2 separate regions of the Homo sapiens genome follow, and region 1 is linked to region 2. A link is a loop called in an ENCODE intact Hi-C map of the cell type or tissue named here. Cell type or tissue: tibial artery. All regions are shown on one strand. Each heading gives the region's core, and the rest is flanking DNA. Links, peaks and the distances in the headings are about the cores only.

Region 1 (2,915 bases), core at 304-2,803, 160 kb before region 2:
TTCTGTTCTTTGTCACGTCCCCTACAAGTAAATTTTGTTTCTTTGAACGTTTATTAAAATGCCAAGACCCAACCATTTCTTCCACCTGCTTGATTGTGCCAGTGTTTGCTCAGGCCTCTTTCTTAGTGTTGCTTTCAAATCCTTCTCTTTCCTGGGTTGGGAAGGCCAGGCAGGGACAGAGCAAATGACACTTCTCTTCCTCTTGCCCTCCCTGCCTCTTTGGTGCTCTTAAAAGCCAGCAGCTGAGAACATAGCACAGGCCCACGTGGTGAGGGCACCCACAGCTTAAAGACGCTTCCTTCTAAACACGGCGAGGTCACCTCTCACTCTTCTGTCTTTGCAAACCGAGAAGAGTGGCATGCTTCTGGCATCCCAAGTCAGGATTTTAGCTCAGATGAGGCAGAATGAAGGGCCTCTCTTACAGGCAGTTTGTGTTTGATTCTCTCGATCCTGGCACATCCATGATAAATAGGAGTTTTTGAAAGTTGGTTTTATTAGGTGTTCCCTAATTTTTACCGTAATAGGTCATCTCAGCTTATATGAAAGTCAAGTGGGGAACTGGGAAAGCCAAAGTCAGTCTTGAGCAGAGGGAGCACATTTTGTGGACCTGGTTCCACCTTTCCATTCCAAACCACCTGTTTCCCCTTCCATTAGCAGAAACTCTGGGGGAACTTTGTGTCTCAGTCCTAGAATCTCCCCAAGTGAGTGGAAGTGACATGATGCAGTCTTCCTCATGGGGCACCTGAAAGAAATTAGTGTGGGTGCTTCGATCTACCTTGTCTGTCAGAGTTGAATATCTCTTTCCCTATCATGCTGCTTCTGAAAATTCAGTTTTGGAGCAAGTCCTGTGAGCAAGATAAGAATCTATAGAACCAAGATGCTCATTTTCAGAAGAAATATGTTCAACCTGGGATCAGACTTCCATGCTCTGGGGAATCCAAGTGGTAGCACCTGTAACCCTGTGTACTAAGTGCTTTGAAGAGAAGAGCAGGCCTCAGACACCTTTTAATTGCTTAGGAGAAACCATTGTCTCTGACTGCAGGTTTGAATAAGTTGAAGACCAGAGAAAAGTACACACTGGGCTACAAAGGAATTTGGAGATAGCCAAGGAACAGGATTTCCCCTAGCAAGCTACCTTCTGTTCAAATCATGAAAAAAGACTATTTCCCCTTAGAATAGGGAAGCTTGCTATTTTAAAGCTCTTGTAGTGCTTTTCTTTTAAGGGAGATGTAGTAAAAGGGAAAATGTAGCTCTTAGTTTACACTTCAAAGATGTGGGGGTCTTTCAGAGAACTAAGAATAACAGTTTTATGTGCAGAGAGAGTTTGCCAGATCTGAAGCATATACCTCATTGACTAGGCTGTTACTTTGGGATAGGTTGCAGTACCAGCCACAGCCAGCAGATAGAGGAAAAGACACACATAAACTCGCTTCTGAGCGTCCACTTCTGCACTCTCTGCTCTGCTGTTACTCAGCCCCTGAGTCTGACTCATCTCTGCACAACCTCTCTGTGCCATGAAGATAAGTCTTCCATGGCCAAATCGGTCATCCGCACTGCCCTTGGGACTTCCGAAGTGAACCATTCCACCAGAACCTTTGATTCTGCACAAGATTTCCTTGCTCTGGGAACAACCCCCAAATGCCCTTGGGAGGAACAACATGAGCTCAGGAAGCCTCTCTTTCTTCACTTACCATTACTAACTCTCCAAGCATAGAAATCCCTGGGAATTGCGAGAATAACTCCCACTATTTTAAAATTTATATTCAGATTTGTTTCGTTTCATAAGACACATCAAACAGGCCTATACAAAAGGTTTAGGAAAAGAAAACAATGGTGAGTCCCGGCCCTCTTCGAATTCACTGGCACCTCATGCAAGTGTAGGAAGGCACGCTGGATCGTCTATCTGATTCCAAAGCTGTCCTTTGCCATCTCATCCCTTGGCCTGCCCCCCAACCCTGAGGATGCCCCTGCCATCCCCCCAACCTCCTCATATTGCCTCTGAACCCAGATGGCAATCCATCCCGGTTCTCTCTGAGGGCCACGGGCTTGGGTAGTGGAAAGGGTGTTTGGGAAATTGTTAAATCAGTTACCCGTAGTAGAGCTATTTCTTGTACTTCTAAGTTTTCTAGAAGTGGAAGGATTGTAGTCATCCTGAAAATGGGTTTACTTCAAAATCCCTCAGCCTTGTTCTTCACGACTGTCTATACTGAGAGTGTCATGTTTCCACAAAGGGCTGACACCTGAGCCTGGATTTTCACTCATCCCTGAGAAGCCCTTTCCAGTAGGGTGGGCAATTCCCAACTTCCTTGCCACAAGCTTCCCAGGCTTTCTCCCCTGGAAAACTCCAGCTTGAGTCCCAGATACACTCATGGGCTGCCCTGGGCAGCCAGCATTCATTGTAAGTTCCCTCTTTGAAAACTGGTGTGTGGGTGTTCAGTTCTGTGTCTGGTGGGTATGGACAGACAGTAATCTCCTGTGATCTGTGCTAGCTGTGAGGCAGCTCTGGAACGTGAAGAGCTGTTTGGTTTGAACCGTGAACAAAACTGTGTTTTGAGTTTAGCTGACATTAAAGAAAAAAGTTCATCACGTGACTGTTAATGTAAACCTGGTTATTAAAATAACTATGAAATTACCAACATTGTTCTCCAGTCTTCTTCTTTGTGTGATGTGCATTTTCACCTATAATATTAAAATTGCCCAGTAGAACTGAAAGGGTTAGTAAGAGGGGCAGGCAGATCTGCTGATAACAGAGTTGTCTGGAGAAAAATTGGGGGCTTCTATTTTTGAAATTGAGTTGTTAGTTTTGACCACCAAGCTTGATGGCCATTTTGAAACTTTGGAGAATGAGTAAGTTTTTTTCTTCTGTGGATCATCAAATTTAGTATTATATGCCATTTGGGATAAATCTAGCTAAG
Region 2 (2,915 bases), core at 273-2,772:
TTTTTTTTCATATTCAGAAAGAAATCTACCTTTCTCTCGCAGGAAAATGGAGACATGTCCTTTCCATTCTGCTGAAGAGCCCAGTAGAGCTGTAGGACTCTCTTTTACCAACCCCCCAGCCCTTCCTGATCTCCAGGCACTAGGTCTGCAGTGTTACCTAAGCATCATTTTGAGATGTGAAGAGGACAGCTACCATCCATGAAAATGAAAATCCAAAGCATATGAAATGTAAAAGGAGGAGAAATTTGTCTTGCAGGGACACAGGGAGTTTTCAGAGTCTACCCTGACCTGGCCGATTATCAGATTATTAACTGGGAAATAGTTCCCTAATACCAACCTTTCATCTTTGGCCTGTAATTTGGGGGTTGTCAACAGGTAAGCTTCTCTAACCACCAAGCCTCCCTAGATAAAGAGGTGTGGTCTTCTAGGATTGGAAAACATAGGAGGTGATGCAAGAAAGTTGCAACTTTTGATTAAACATTTTAGGTTTCATTGTCACAGAATGTGCATAGACACAACTTATTTTGTTTGCATTTGAAAAACAGAACTTCTTAGTTTAAGAAATATTTTAAAAATAGGGGGCAAAAACATGAAAAATGCCCAAGTTAATAACACTCTCAGTTAACAATTGTTTATATTTGGTCATCTTTATATCATCATTTTTATTTTTAAAGCATTTTAGGGAAATATTATTTCCACCTTAATCCTAAAGTCCAATTGATTTCCCTTTCACACTTTCCAAAGACAGCCACAATCACGGATGTGATAAACATTTTACAGTCCCCCTTCTATGATTTTACAAACATGACAAGTGTCTTAAAATAAGTCACCTAAATGGCATGAGAGAGTGGATATATTTTGCATCTTGCTGTGTCTATCTGCCATCATACTTCTGAAATCTAGGTACAGGCATGCTGATCCCTACAGCTCTGATTTTAGCTTTTTAAGTGCTGCATAGCAGTCCGTTGTGTGAATACACCACATTTTATTTTTTAAGTCCTGGGGGAAAAAGTCCTTGTGGAGATGAAGCAATCATCAAAGGCAGCTAGGTTTTGCTTGTTTAGATGCTGGAGAACAAGCAGAAACACCTCCACTCACTTGTCTCAACCCAGCAAATATTTATTGAAGTCTGTCTGGGTCTGCACATGAGTCAGTGCCAGGCAGGGGAACCTGGATGGAGTGCAAAATAGCTGGAATTGGCCCTAGCCTGCATTTAGTTTTGTGAGTTATCTTGATCAGCAGCCTTTGTCTTCTCTTCTCCTTGCACTTCCTAGCTTCCCAACAGTACCCTTAGTATGCAGGTTTATTGTTATTATTCGTTAAATCTAGACCACCACTCACCTAGTCTCGATTCTTCCTTCATTCCTCCCATGAGGCTCGGAGCGATGCTTTCATCCAGGGAACAGGGACTAAGAGAAGAACTCCAAGAGCAAGGAGCAAGAAAAGGCACCTATCTGCCCGGAAGCGGCGGAGGCTGCGAGCGCCGGGCTGGGCTGGGCTGGGCTGCGCTGGACTGAGCTGGGCTGGGCTGGGGAGGCACCTGCGGCTGCCAAGGGGTCCGAGCGCCGCCCAGCGCACAGCTACCCCGGAGGGGCGGCTCCTTGGCCAGGGAAGGAGGCGGGATCTGCTTGCCAGCGGGCGTCTCCGCTTAGCGCTCTCTCCAGAAACCGCTGGGCAGTCTCCTGGGTGAGCGCCAGACGCCTGGGGTCCGTTTGCCGCCTGCTGAGACTAGACAAGGACCCCGGGAGGGCGACGTTGGGGGAGAGGGCTACGGATGGAGGTCCCGCCGCGCTTGGGCCGGGTCCGGAGCCACCAGGACGCACAGCGGGTACTATTACGCCCCATATCACGGGAACTGCCTCACCCCCCCTGCGATGTGGATCGTAATAGCCGGGGGGGGGGGGGGGGGAGAAGGGGGGTGCTATTACTCTCCATATCGCCGGGGGTGCCTCACCCCCCTGCGATGTGGATCCTAAAAGCCGGGGGGTTGAGGGGGAGAGGGCGGTGCTATTACTCCTCATATCGCGGGGGAAGCCTCACTCCCCTGCGATGTGGATCGTAATAGTCGGGGGGGAAAGGGGGACGCTATTAATCCCCATATGGCAGGAGGGTGCCTCACACCCCAGCGATGTGGCTCGTAGTAGCCAGGGAGGGAGGGGGGGTCCTATTACTCCCCATATGGCGGGGTGTGCCTCACCCTCTTGCTATATGGGAATTAATAGCATTCTCTCCCCTCTTGGACATTAGAAACAATTTCACAGTGTGTGTGTACACAGCCTGCGATATTGAAACTAACAGCATCCTATCCACCTCCGGTTATTAGGAACAATATCACAAAATGGTGTACACTCTTTGCGAGACTTGGAGTTCTATCGTGCTGTGTTTCCCTGAATATTCGTAGAAATGTGACAGCGTGGGTGTACACCCACTACTATATTGGGAGTAACTTCGTACTCCACCCCCTGGAAATTAGGAGAAATATCACGGAAGGGGTGTAAAGCCACTGCGATATTTGAAATAATATCATGCCCTCACCCACTAGTTATTAGGAACAATATCACAGGACGGTGTATACCTTCTACAGTATTGGGAGTAATATCATCATCTCTTTCTTTAGATATTAGGAACAATATCAAAGGGGGTTGCACACCCAGTGTATTATTGGAAGTAATATCATTCTCTCTTCTTCTAGATTTTAGGAATCATATCACAGGCAGGGTGTACCACCCTTATTATATTAAAAGTAATGTTATCTCCTTTCGACCTGGATATTAAGAACAATAAGAAATGCGTTCTGTACATCCTTTGAATATTGGTAGTAATACCATCTTTTCCCTTCCTGGATTTAAGAAACAATATGACTTGTGGGGTGTCCACCCCTTGCAATATTGGGAGTAATATCACCTCTCCCCATG

Evidence for each region. Hi-C counts contacts between places; a loop is a spot of excess contacts. Peaks named below come from ENCODE experiments on the same cell type or tissue, not always from the same donor. Only the 100,000 strongest peaks of a DNase experiment are listed, where the experiment ranks them.
Region 1: a loop joins it to region 2, with 4 times the contacts of the local background. A loop is called at or near these places in 15 of 110 quality-filtered maps.

What each region holds. Positions count from the first base shown.
Region 1 is chr5:147,390,529-147,393,443 of GRCh38, reverse strand. It overlaps DPYSL3 (dihydropyrimidinase like 3), which reads left to right. Exons shown (of 14, transcript NM_001197294.2): 14 at 1-2,636. It also overlaps a transcript of STK32A not described here. Among named protein-coding and RNA genes, the nearest start is that of DPYSL3, 120 kb to the left of the region's middle. In tibial artery, for the core only: a CTCF peak has its summit at 1,389; DNase peaks (open chromatin) are centred at 1,523 and 1,963; H3K27ac peaks cover 1,040 bases.
Region 2 is chr5:147,233,626-147,236,540 of GRCh38, reverse strand. It overlaps STK32A (serine/threonine kinase 32A), which reads right to left and starts at 1,515. Exons shown (of 13, transcript NM_001112724.2): 1 at 1,342-1,515. It overlaps STK32A-AS1 (STK32A antisense RNA 1), which reads left to right and starts at 1,682. Exons shown (of 4, transcript NR_147190.1): 1 at 1,682-1,828. In tibial artery, for the core only: no CTCF peak of the experiment used is centred there; DNase peaks (open chromatin) are centred at 1,760 and 2,196; H3K4me3 peaks cover 1,828 bases; H3K27ac peaks cover 1,910 bases.